Regions from separate parts of the Homo sapiens genome. Here region 2 is linked to region 1. Evidence: chromatin loops called from intact Hi-C (ENCODE). Cell type or tissue: IMR-90. All regions are shown on one strand.

Region 1 (5,000 bases):
CGCAGGCCCGAGGGCGCCCCGGCGGGGAAGCGGGCTATCGGAGGCGCGCTGAGCCGGGTGGTGGAGTCCCGCCCGGCTGGCTGTGGGGCCGCGGGGGCGTCCCGTGGGCGGGCTGGGCGTGGCGCCTCCGCGGGTGGCTTCCCCGGGCCGCGGCGGAGGGGCGGCGCCCCCTGGTGGCGGAATGCGACTCCAGGGCGCAAGGGGCCGCCCACCCCGCCTCGCCCACCCGGCGGGGGCCTCCGCGCCTTTTCTGAGAAAGCCAGAGGAAAGGAGCCGAGACCGCAGTCCCCTGGGCCCGTTTCCTCGTCTGTGGAATGGCATGATTATTGCATCTCACAGGGCTGTCGTGAAGATTCAAGGAGCAAATGTATGTAAAGCGCTTCGGATGTCTGGTACATTCTGAGCCTTCAACCCACCTGAGCTGTTGAAACTCTGGGATTCAAGCGATTCGGGTCAAAGAGGAACGGTGTGACACCTGCCTCTGTCCTTTCCAAGGTGGACTCAGGGATTGCATACGTCTCATCCAGAACCCCCAGTCTCTCTTTTGTAAGCTGGCGGTCATGAGATGTAATGAGGAAAAGGTTTAAACAAATGTTGGTCCCTATCTGGGACCTCTGAAGTCACTTTTAATGGATTTGGGGATTTTACAGATTTAAAAAGGGGTGCCTACTGTGGCCCATTTATAGACCTGTGGAGCGAAGAGAAGGAGATTAGTCACACTGGGGGCCGGAGTAGAAGCCGTTTTAAATTAGTTGCCCCGCTCTGCCTTGAGACTGAGACTTTCTGACTCTCAGTTTCACCCTTGGGTTCCAGCACCCAGATGAGAAGAGAGAGAAGGTGGAAGAGGAAGAGAGGGAGGGGATAGAGCAGCGGCCACCACCTCTCCCTGAGAGGGCGCAGAGTGGGTGGTTCCCCCCAGGTGAGCAAGGTGGGGGCCCCGTGGGTGTGCTGGGTAGGGGTGGAGTGTGCTGGGAGCACGCGGGAGGACTGCGCCTCTGCTCCTCGGGGTGTGGCGCGGCCCACTCAGGAGCCCCTTCCAGTGTAGACTCCAGGAGGGTACTCTGAGCTAGGAATGCCTTCCTGAGCGTGGTTGGTGGGGGCTCTAAGGCCATTCCTCCAGGCCCTGAGGGGGCAGAGAGACACGTGAGCACTAACCCAGGAGCCGGGACTAGGCTGAGCCCACTACTCACAGCCTGGGGTAAGCCAGCCTCAAGACCCTCCAGGATGGTCTCAGCCTGCATCCGACTGCCTCTCCTGCCTGACCACTGCGCTCCTTCACAGGCCTCTGGCCGGCGAGTTCTCAAGATGTGCAAAGGTTTCCTGCTTCCTTACCTTTGCACACCTTTGCTTATTCCTTTTGCCCAGAAAGTCTTTCCCAGCACATTTGACTCTCTTGAATTCCAGTCTCTCCCGCATGGCTAGGATCAAGCCCGTTCTCCCATCGCTCATCAAATGAACTCAGAGCATAGTACTTTGCCCTGTGTTAAGGTCTTGTCTTAGCTCTGGATTATATGTCCTTGAAGGGTAGGGACCATGTGTTTGTCACCACCTGTCCTTATACACATCAGGTAGTACATAAATCAAGGGAGGCGTGAGGGACAACTGGAAGGAGCCTCGTTTTCTCCATGTACAGGATGGGACTAGTCATAGTGGCCGCACAGGGCTGTGGGAACTCTGGTGCGATTCTGCCATGAGTCACCCCATCTCCTCCTTGCCTGCAGGGTCTCGCTCCATCAGCTGTCCTCTTGGACCCCGCAGCCTCCCCATCCTGTGGCCTTTTGCCCCAGCAAATCTCTCCTCTCTGAAGCCATCCTTTCCTTGACCCTGCATCTCTCTCAGCCACCACCCCATCTCTGCCTCCTCTGAGCAAAATCGTCTTTCCCACCTCCCCAGCCCTCTGCAGACTGCCTCGGCCTTGCCTGGGCATCATCCCCTCAGCTTCAGGGACCCACAATTGGTGCTTCCTCCATTGGGAAATCTTTCCAGACTGTGCTTCCCAACCCCGACAGCCCCGCAAAGCTGGTTTAAGTGTCCCGGTGAGCAACTGTGTCCACCTAGGTTCACTACCCACAGTAGAGGGTTTTAGTGCTCAACCATATCTGCTCTTTTCTTCTCCTGAGCACACAGAATATTCTGTTCCGCTCTTGCGGCAGCTAGGCTGGGAGCAGAGTGAAGAGCGTTACTTTGGGACAAAGCATTGCTTAGCAGTGCGGGATCTTCCAGGACTTTCTTCCCCTGCCCCATCCATCATGGCAGCTTATAATGAAATGGAGGTACCTCAGGTTCCAAACAGTCTGAGTTACTGAGACACTGGTTGGGGGGGCTCTCAGGCCAATCCTCCAGGCCCTGAGCAGGCAGAGGGGCACTACTGAGCCACTGACCTGAGAGTCACCCAGATCACCACAGGTTCTGTGAGCGAGATACCATCTTTTGTTGTGTCAAGTGACTAAGATTCGAGAGGTTTGTTACCACAGCATAGCCAAGCCTTTCCCCACTGATTTACTGATTAAAGAAGTGTTTTAAATGGGTTAATGGCTTGGTAAACTGTAAAGATCTGTGCACATTTTAGTTATTATTATTGCTGTCAAGTTGTAGCAGGGCTGGAGACATGATGTGGCTGGAGAGTGGAGGAATGGCCAGGGTATGCCATGGAGAAAAACTTCCTCTCATTTATGATTTGCCAAGGGCTTTTCCAGGATCTGTTTCCATATTTAATCTCTGATGAAAGGTTATAATGAATCTGGTGTCTGGTGCTACTGGCAGGAGATGGACCTTTCTTCCAGGTATTTACTTCCTGTGGTTGCGAAAGATAGGATGTATTTCTTCTGGATTTGCTGCAATATAATATTTTAGTATCAATTTGATACTGACTGGCTTCAGCCTCCAGCTTAACTGTATCTCTCCATCTTTGAGAGTGGTTGAATAAAATCACAATATGGCTTTGTTTCTTGAGCAAGAATCTGCTAAGCAGTCACCAGATGGAGCTGTTCCCTTGAAGGTCTGTGTGCAGGATTCTCAGGGCCTTTTCTTCTCAAAACCCTTCCCTCTTTGTCTCTTTTCTCCACAACTCTCTTTAACTCATGGTGCTATAGGGATAAATTGGCCCTGTTTAATGAATAGTTGTGATGTTGTTGCTAGTTGAATAGAAGGTAAGTAAATGAACTGTTACCTGGTTCTTTTGCCTTTGTTACCCACCTTAATGGCCCTCAAGAGATTCCCCCACTTCCCTCCCATGGGCCAGTGAACATCAGTGGGAAAAGAGGGGCCTCCCCACCATTTTAGTCCATGCTGACTCTTCAGAATGACTCAGCTGGGGCAATTGGGCTGGACCAGAGAGAAGTGGACAGCCTGGTTTGAGTCTAGACCTGGCCAGCTATTATCTATGTGAAATTGGCCACAATGGTTGCTTCCTCGGGATCAGATTCCTCACCTTTACATGGGGCATCCATCATGGAGGATCACCCCAAAGGGCTTTGGGCCAAAGGATAATTGATAGAGATACGGTATTTAGTTATCACTGTATTTGCGCTTTTTCCAAGAAGGGTAAAAGAAGGATTGAATAAAAAAGGTTCCTGCACACTCTTCCTTTTCCGGCTTTTTTGTTCAGCCCTTGAGGAGCGGGATTCTGTAGGGAGAGGGAGTGGTGCAGAGGAGTGGGCTTCCTAGGACTGGGGCCGGGAGAGGGCATAGCCGCGAGTGTGCACAGGGAGGTGGGCCTAACCCTGGGGTCTCGGCTTTGTAGGGTTTCCAGGCTCAGGTGAGAAGCAGGGCCATTAAACAGCCTCAAATGGGAAAGGGACCAAAGACCCACAATGGCACCCTTGAATGCGTAGGCATCCAAGGACCTTCAGATGGCTCTAGGAGCCAGACCCAAGCATGGTTGATATTGAATTTCCAGCCAGACAGTAGGATGGGGGGTTTGAAATCAATAACTGATTTAAAGAAATAAGTGATTTTTTTCTTTTTGCACATCCAAGCTTGTGAAGTGAGAATGTCTCTCTCAGTACTGATAAGGGCCTCATATAAATGTGAGCTCTTGGATTGTTTTTCATGCCCATTGACTCTTAGTTGCAGCCATCCAAAAAATCAGATTCACAGGCATCTCTTCACCTTGTTATCCTTCACTCACCTTTGAACATACCAAAGGCCTATCGAGCCTGTAAATTTCTCAGTGGCCTAAGCACAAATGGGCATACCCCAGGCTCTATTGCACTGACAGCCCACCTCACAGGATTTGGGAACTACCCACATCAATCTCATGAGGGGGCCGTTAAAAGAGCCATTCCTGGGTCCCCATTAGACCCACAGAAGTAGACGCTGGGGCTGGGTGGAGGGTGTTGGGAATTTGCATCCTCTGTGAGTGTCACACACTCAAGAAAGTTTGTTAAGCTTTGCTCTAGAAGTGAAATGAAAGTGACACTATTATATTCCCTGCTGACAGCTGAAAAGAAAGATTTTCTTGGGAGTAGTAGTACTGGTTGTGACCATGTGATCAATTTGATTATGATATTAATTCTGTTTTGTGCCATGGACATAGCTGTTTGCGTCCAGCTCCGCTTCTGGATATAAACCCAAGAGCAGTGATGCGGCCTTCTCAGAGCCCAGCAGAACTTCACTGAAGGAATAAGCAGTGTCTGGTACTTGCCTGATACCAGGCTAATGGGTTGACAGTTGCATTACCTCTAATCTCCATGGCCATGGGCCCCTGGGGTCTATGTCATGAGCACTTCCTCTGTTTACAAGATGCAGGTGCCGGCAGGGCGCAGTGGCTCATGCCTGTAATCCCAACACTTTGGGAGGCTGAGGCGGGAGGATCACTTGAGGTCAGGAGTTTGAGACCAGCCTGGCCAACATGGTGAAACCCTGTCTCTACTAAAAGTACAAAAATTAGCCAGGTGTGGTGGCGCAGGCCTGTAATCCCAGTTACTCTGGAGGCTGAGGCAGGAGAATCGCTTGAACCAAGGAGGCAGAGGTTGCAGTGAGCCAAGATTGTGCCACTG
Region 2 (5,000 bases), 270 kb after region 1:
CGACACCAGTATGGCCTACATGGTGAAACCCTGTCTCTACTAAAAGTACAAAATTAGCCGGGCATGGTGACGCGTGCCTGTAGTCCCAGTTACTCGGGAGGCTGATGCAGGAGAATCGCTTGAATCTGGGAGGTGGAGTTTGCAGTGAGTCAAGATTACGCCACTGCACTCCAGCCTGGGCGATAAAGTGACAGTCCATCTCAAAAAAAAAAAAAGTATCAAATTTGGTTCAAGTTTATTTAAACACAATACATTTTGCTTCTTCTACTTCCCCAATCCCTCCCTTTCATCCAACTTCTGGGAAATCTCTAGTACTTGAAACACTACACCATATTCTCTAAATAATACAGGACACCAAGAAGATGATAGGTTCAAATAATTGTAAACCTTGTGTTCAAGATTACTGCAAAGTAATGCTGCTCAAGCATGTAGTTTTGTCTTTTCAGTGGGGAGAAACCTTGTCTCGTGGGTACATTTCGGTCTCACTGCCTTAGTTCTTATAATTTTGCAGCAGTGGAGACGTGAAACATAGAAATTCAGCATGAAGGGTGAAACCAGATAGCAGGATAGGTCTTTCAATGCCTCTCTTAGCTACAGGATCAGCAGTGCCCAATCAAGTCTCCAACTTTCCTTAATATGCAAAATCTTTTAACTGACCACTTCCCACATAATAATTCTGTATTTTCAAAAACTGGTGATTTAAAAAAATACATAATAAAGCTGAGTGCGGTGTGAAGCCTGTAGCTGCAGCTATTTGGAAGGCTGTTAGGCAGATCACTTTAGTCCAGGAGTTTGACGCCAGCCTGGGCAACATAGTGAGACCCTGTCTCTGAAACAAAACACACACACACACACACACACACACACACACACACACACACACACGGCTGCTATGTAATCTATAACATTTATATATGAATGTTTATCAATTTCAAGAGCCCATACACAAATCTGAAAAATGTAAATATATAACATCCAGGCAATGAGGACTGTAAGTCTTTATGTAGCCTTTCTATGGCTAATAATACAATATACTACTATCTGCTATTGTAACCAAACATCTGTAGAAAGTCATAGCAAAAATTAAGATAGAAATGTCCTGCAATAAACATTTGGAGAGCACTTATAATATGCAAACCATTCTGCTCAGCACAACCATAGATCTCAAGATACATGTTTGCCTAATGAAATGCCCCCCCAGCATGCCTTCCCTGAAGATGTCCATCATTTTAGGTTATCTATTAGATTGGTGCAAAAGTAATTGCAAATTGCAGTTTTTGTCATTGCTTTTAATGCTATTGCTTTTAATGACAAAAACTGCAATTACTGCACCAACCTGATACTTCTTCTTGTGATGCTGCAGTTAGCCCTGTTTCTCCAGCAACTCTGCGAAGATACTTTGCAACTCAAAGAGACTATAATAAAGATTCATTAGGCTATCATCTGGTCAGAGTGCTGGAAGAGCTTCTTTGGCTCAACGTTATTACAGAATTGATCTATATGAGTTTATAATGCAGTGGGTATAGGTCAATATAGAAAAGAGATGAAGAGCATAAACCGTGAAGTCAGAACTGCCAGTATCATCGATTACTAGCTGTACGGCCTAGGACAAACTATTTAATCCTCTGGAACCTCAAATTCCCGTGGACAGAGTGTGCATAACACTATCCTCTGATAAGATTGCTAAAACGATTACATGAAAAATAAATAAGTAAAGCATTTATTGCCTAGCCCTCAAACATATCTTTATAAATTATTGTTACTAATTTATAGTATACTACTATAGTTATATTAATTATGTGAATATTATGCATCTCCAGTCGTTAGAGCAAAAAGGGATTACAGGACTCTGTTTTACAGTTGAGTACCACTCAAAAATCAAACCAGATATCAAAGCTGTTAGAAGTCCAGACTTCAATAATGGGGAGGGAAGAGGAGCATTACCATCCTCAAAAGGGGAGGAAATAAATGGGATTAAGATAATCTACCTCACAGGATTTTTGTGAGGCTCAAATTGTATGAGATATGTGAAAGTACTTCTTAAGTATTATCTGCAACCAACATCACTGATGACTAAGTGCACAGACACAGTCTCTCCATTAACTTAACAGTAGGTGGCACTCTTGTGCTACCTCAGAATTTTTGAAAAGACTGTAGGCACACAAAGGCGTTACAGGGACATCTATGTCAATTTTTCATTCCCTCAACAGATATTAAGTGGGTCCCTAAAATAAGCAAAGCACTATGCTAAGTGGTCAGAACGAAATTTTTTTTTGAATCCAAGACTTACTGTTATGATAGAAGCAAGAAGCAATTAGGGACCTACCCCTGACATCCATTAAAGTCAACACCTACATAGCTATATCACAAGAGGTGGAAAATGAGATTAAAATGTATATTTGCTAGCACTTAATAGTTTATAGCCAGTCTAAATAAATTATCAATCTAAATAGATTATCTCATTTGATTTTCAAAAGCAAGTAAAATTATGTATGGAGATACTAACCCTGTCTTAGAATGAAGTCAGAACTTTGGGAAAGATCATAATTTTCCTTCAAAACACTGACAACAATTTGTACTTTTCTATTTTTCTCTGTAACTCCACTTCATCCATTCATTCCACAAATATTTATTAAGTATCTACTACATGTCAGGTACTGTACTGGGTGCTAGAGATACAGCAATGAATGCAACAGACAAAGACTGTGACCCCTACATTCCAGTAAGGATTTTTTTTGTTTAATATCTGTCTCATCCAACCAGACTATAAACTCCACAAAGGCAGGACAAGTGCCTGTTTATTCACCTCTCCTTCCCCAGCACTTATGCCAGTACCTGGCACAATAAGCCGCAAGTGGGCCAGAGTGAGCCCCAGTGACAGCTCAACTAACACTGAGTCAATCAATGAACAGAGAAAACCACGCTTCCCTGGGACAGAAAACATAAACCAGACAGAATGGTCATTTCTGGCACAAACTATTGTGAAAAAAGCAAAGAATGATTGGTAAAACAAAATGGTTTTTTTCCTCCCTCTATTCATTGGTTATTCAACCAAATAGTTACTGAGTATTTTACTATGTGTCAGACAGTTAGGCATTAAATATAAAATCAAAGATTTTAAAGGGAAACTCTGTCACCAGTAATGGCATGGGGGCGGTGGTGGGGATAATGGAAACTGGAAGAGAAAAATTAAGATGCTGCCAGATGACAAGTTCAAGCATCCCACAAAGGAGTAATAAACTTTCCCACAGTCACAAACTAACAGGGAAAGACTACAGTAGAGACACGCTGCAGACCAACCCCTCTGCAGGACTTCAGGGTGAATGTAAAGAGAAGCTCTGCCTATCCAGGACAGACTCATCAGGCGTAACAAAGAGACTGAAAAGATCAATTTGCAGTGTTGAGAGAGGGAAAGCCACACACATGAGCTCCAACTGCCCTGGCATGGGCATATCTCAGGCAGTGTTAATTCTCTGCCTCTAATGAGATCTGTTTATAACAAGCAGTGGCTCCTAAGTGCCTGGAATGGAAGAACACTACCATCCCTTTCTAATGAATTCCACGGAGCCATGGGCTCCATCTAACCTCACCAGACTGTGTGAGGATTAACGGAGTTCATGAATGTAAAGCACAGGGAACAGTGCCTGGCACACAGCAAGTGTTTTATACAATGACAATAGTGGATTATTAACACATAGCTATTACAACACTGAGTCCCGCCTGCTCTGCCCTGCTCCTAGAAGAGCAATCCTGAAAAAGTTATTTAATCTCTTCAAGCCTATTTCTAGGTGGCTGTGTTAAGATAATACATATAAAGTACCTGGGGTACAGTACTGGTAAACAGAAAACACTCAATAAATGGTAATCCCAGTGGCCCCTATGCAGAGAGAGAAGCAGCAGATGTCTCTTAAATGCTGTTGGATAACTGGATGTGAGCTTTCTGGTCACCACTGTTAGCTTGCCTGGCAGGTAATAAATAATTGTTAATAGGACAGGAAAGGGCAGAAGAACTTTGTCCATCACTACTAGTGAGAGGTGAAGCTGGCTGGGCTTCTGGGTCGGGTGGGGACTTGGACAACTTTTCTGTCTAGCTAAAGGATTGTAAATGCACCAAACGGCACTCTGTGTCTAGCTAAAGGTTTGTAAACGCACCAATCAGTGGTCTGTGTCTAGCTAATCAGGTAGGGGACTTTGAGAACTTTTCTGTCTAGCTAAAGGTTTGTAAACGCACCAATCAGCACTCTGTAAAAACAGACCAATCAGCACTCTGTAAAACGGACCAATCACCACTCTGTAAAATGGGCCAATCAGCTCTCTGTAAAATGGACCAATCAGCAGGATGTGGGTGGGGCCAAATAAGGGAAAAAAAGCAGGCCACCCAAGCCAGCAGCGGCAACCTGCTTGGGTCCCCTTCCACGCTGTGGAAGCTTTGTTCTTTCGCTCTTCACAATAAATCTTGCTGCTGCTCACTCTTTGGGTCCGCACTACCTTTATGAGCTGTAACACTGCGAAGGTCTGCAGCTTCACTCCTAAAGCCAGTGAGACCACGAACCCACCAGGAGGAACGAACCACTCCGGATGCACCACCTTTAAGAGCTATAACACTCACTGCGAAGGTCTGCGGCTTCACTCCTGAAGTCAGTGAGACCATGAACCCACCAGAAGGGAAGAAACTCCGGACACATCTGAACATCTGAAGGAACAAACTCCAGACACACCATCTTTAAGAACTGTAACACTCACCGCGAGAGTCCGCGGCTTCATTCTTGAAGTCAGCAAGACCAAGAACCCACCAGAAGGAACCAATTCTGGACATACTAGCATATTGCAACTTTATTAAAAACTTCATAAAATGCCATTTACTATACGTAGGGCTCTGTTTTAAGAGCTTACTGTATTTCATTAAAACCTCACAACATACCTACTAGGTGTGTATTTCTGCTTTACAGAGGAGAACTGAGACACACATAGGCTATATAACTTAATCCATGTAGCCCATA

What was found. A loop is a pair of places that touch in the nucleus more often than their neighbours do. Peaks named below come from ENCODE experiments on the same cell type or tissue, not always from the same donor. Only the 100,000 strongest peaks of a DNase experiment are listed, where the experiment ranks them.
Region 2: it touches region 1 in a loop (6-fold over the local background); 17 of 110 quality-filtered maps call a loop at or near these places.

What each region holds. Positions count from the first base shown.
Region 1 is chr3:133,927,563-133,932,562 of GRCh38, forward strand. It overlaps C3orf36 (chromosome 3 putative open reading frame 36), which reads right to left and starts at 2,250. Exons shown (of 1, transcript NR_161373.1): 1 at 583-2,250. RefSeq lists a silencer at 1-408. In IMR-90, CTCF peaks have their summits at 174 (motif pointing left) and 2,982 (motif pointing right); a DNase peak (open chromatin) is centred at 2,989; H3K4me3 peaks cover 411 bases.
Region 2 is chr3:134,195,744-134,200,743 of GRCh38, forward strand. The region is part of intron 6 of RYK (receptor like tyrosine kinase); the gene reads right to left. Among named protein-coding and RNA genes, the nearest start is that of RYK, 53 kb to the right of the region's middle. In IMR-90, a CTCF peak has its summit at 2,108 (motif pointing right); a DNase peak (open chromatin) is centred at 2,098.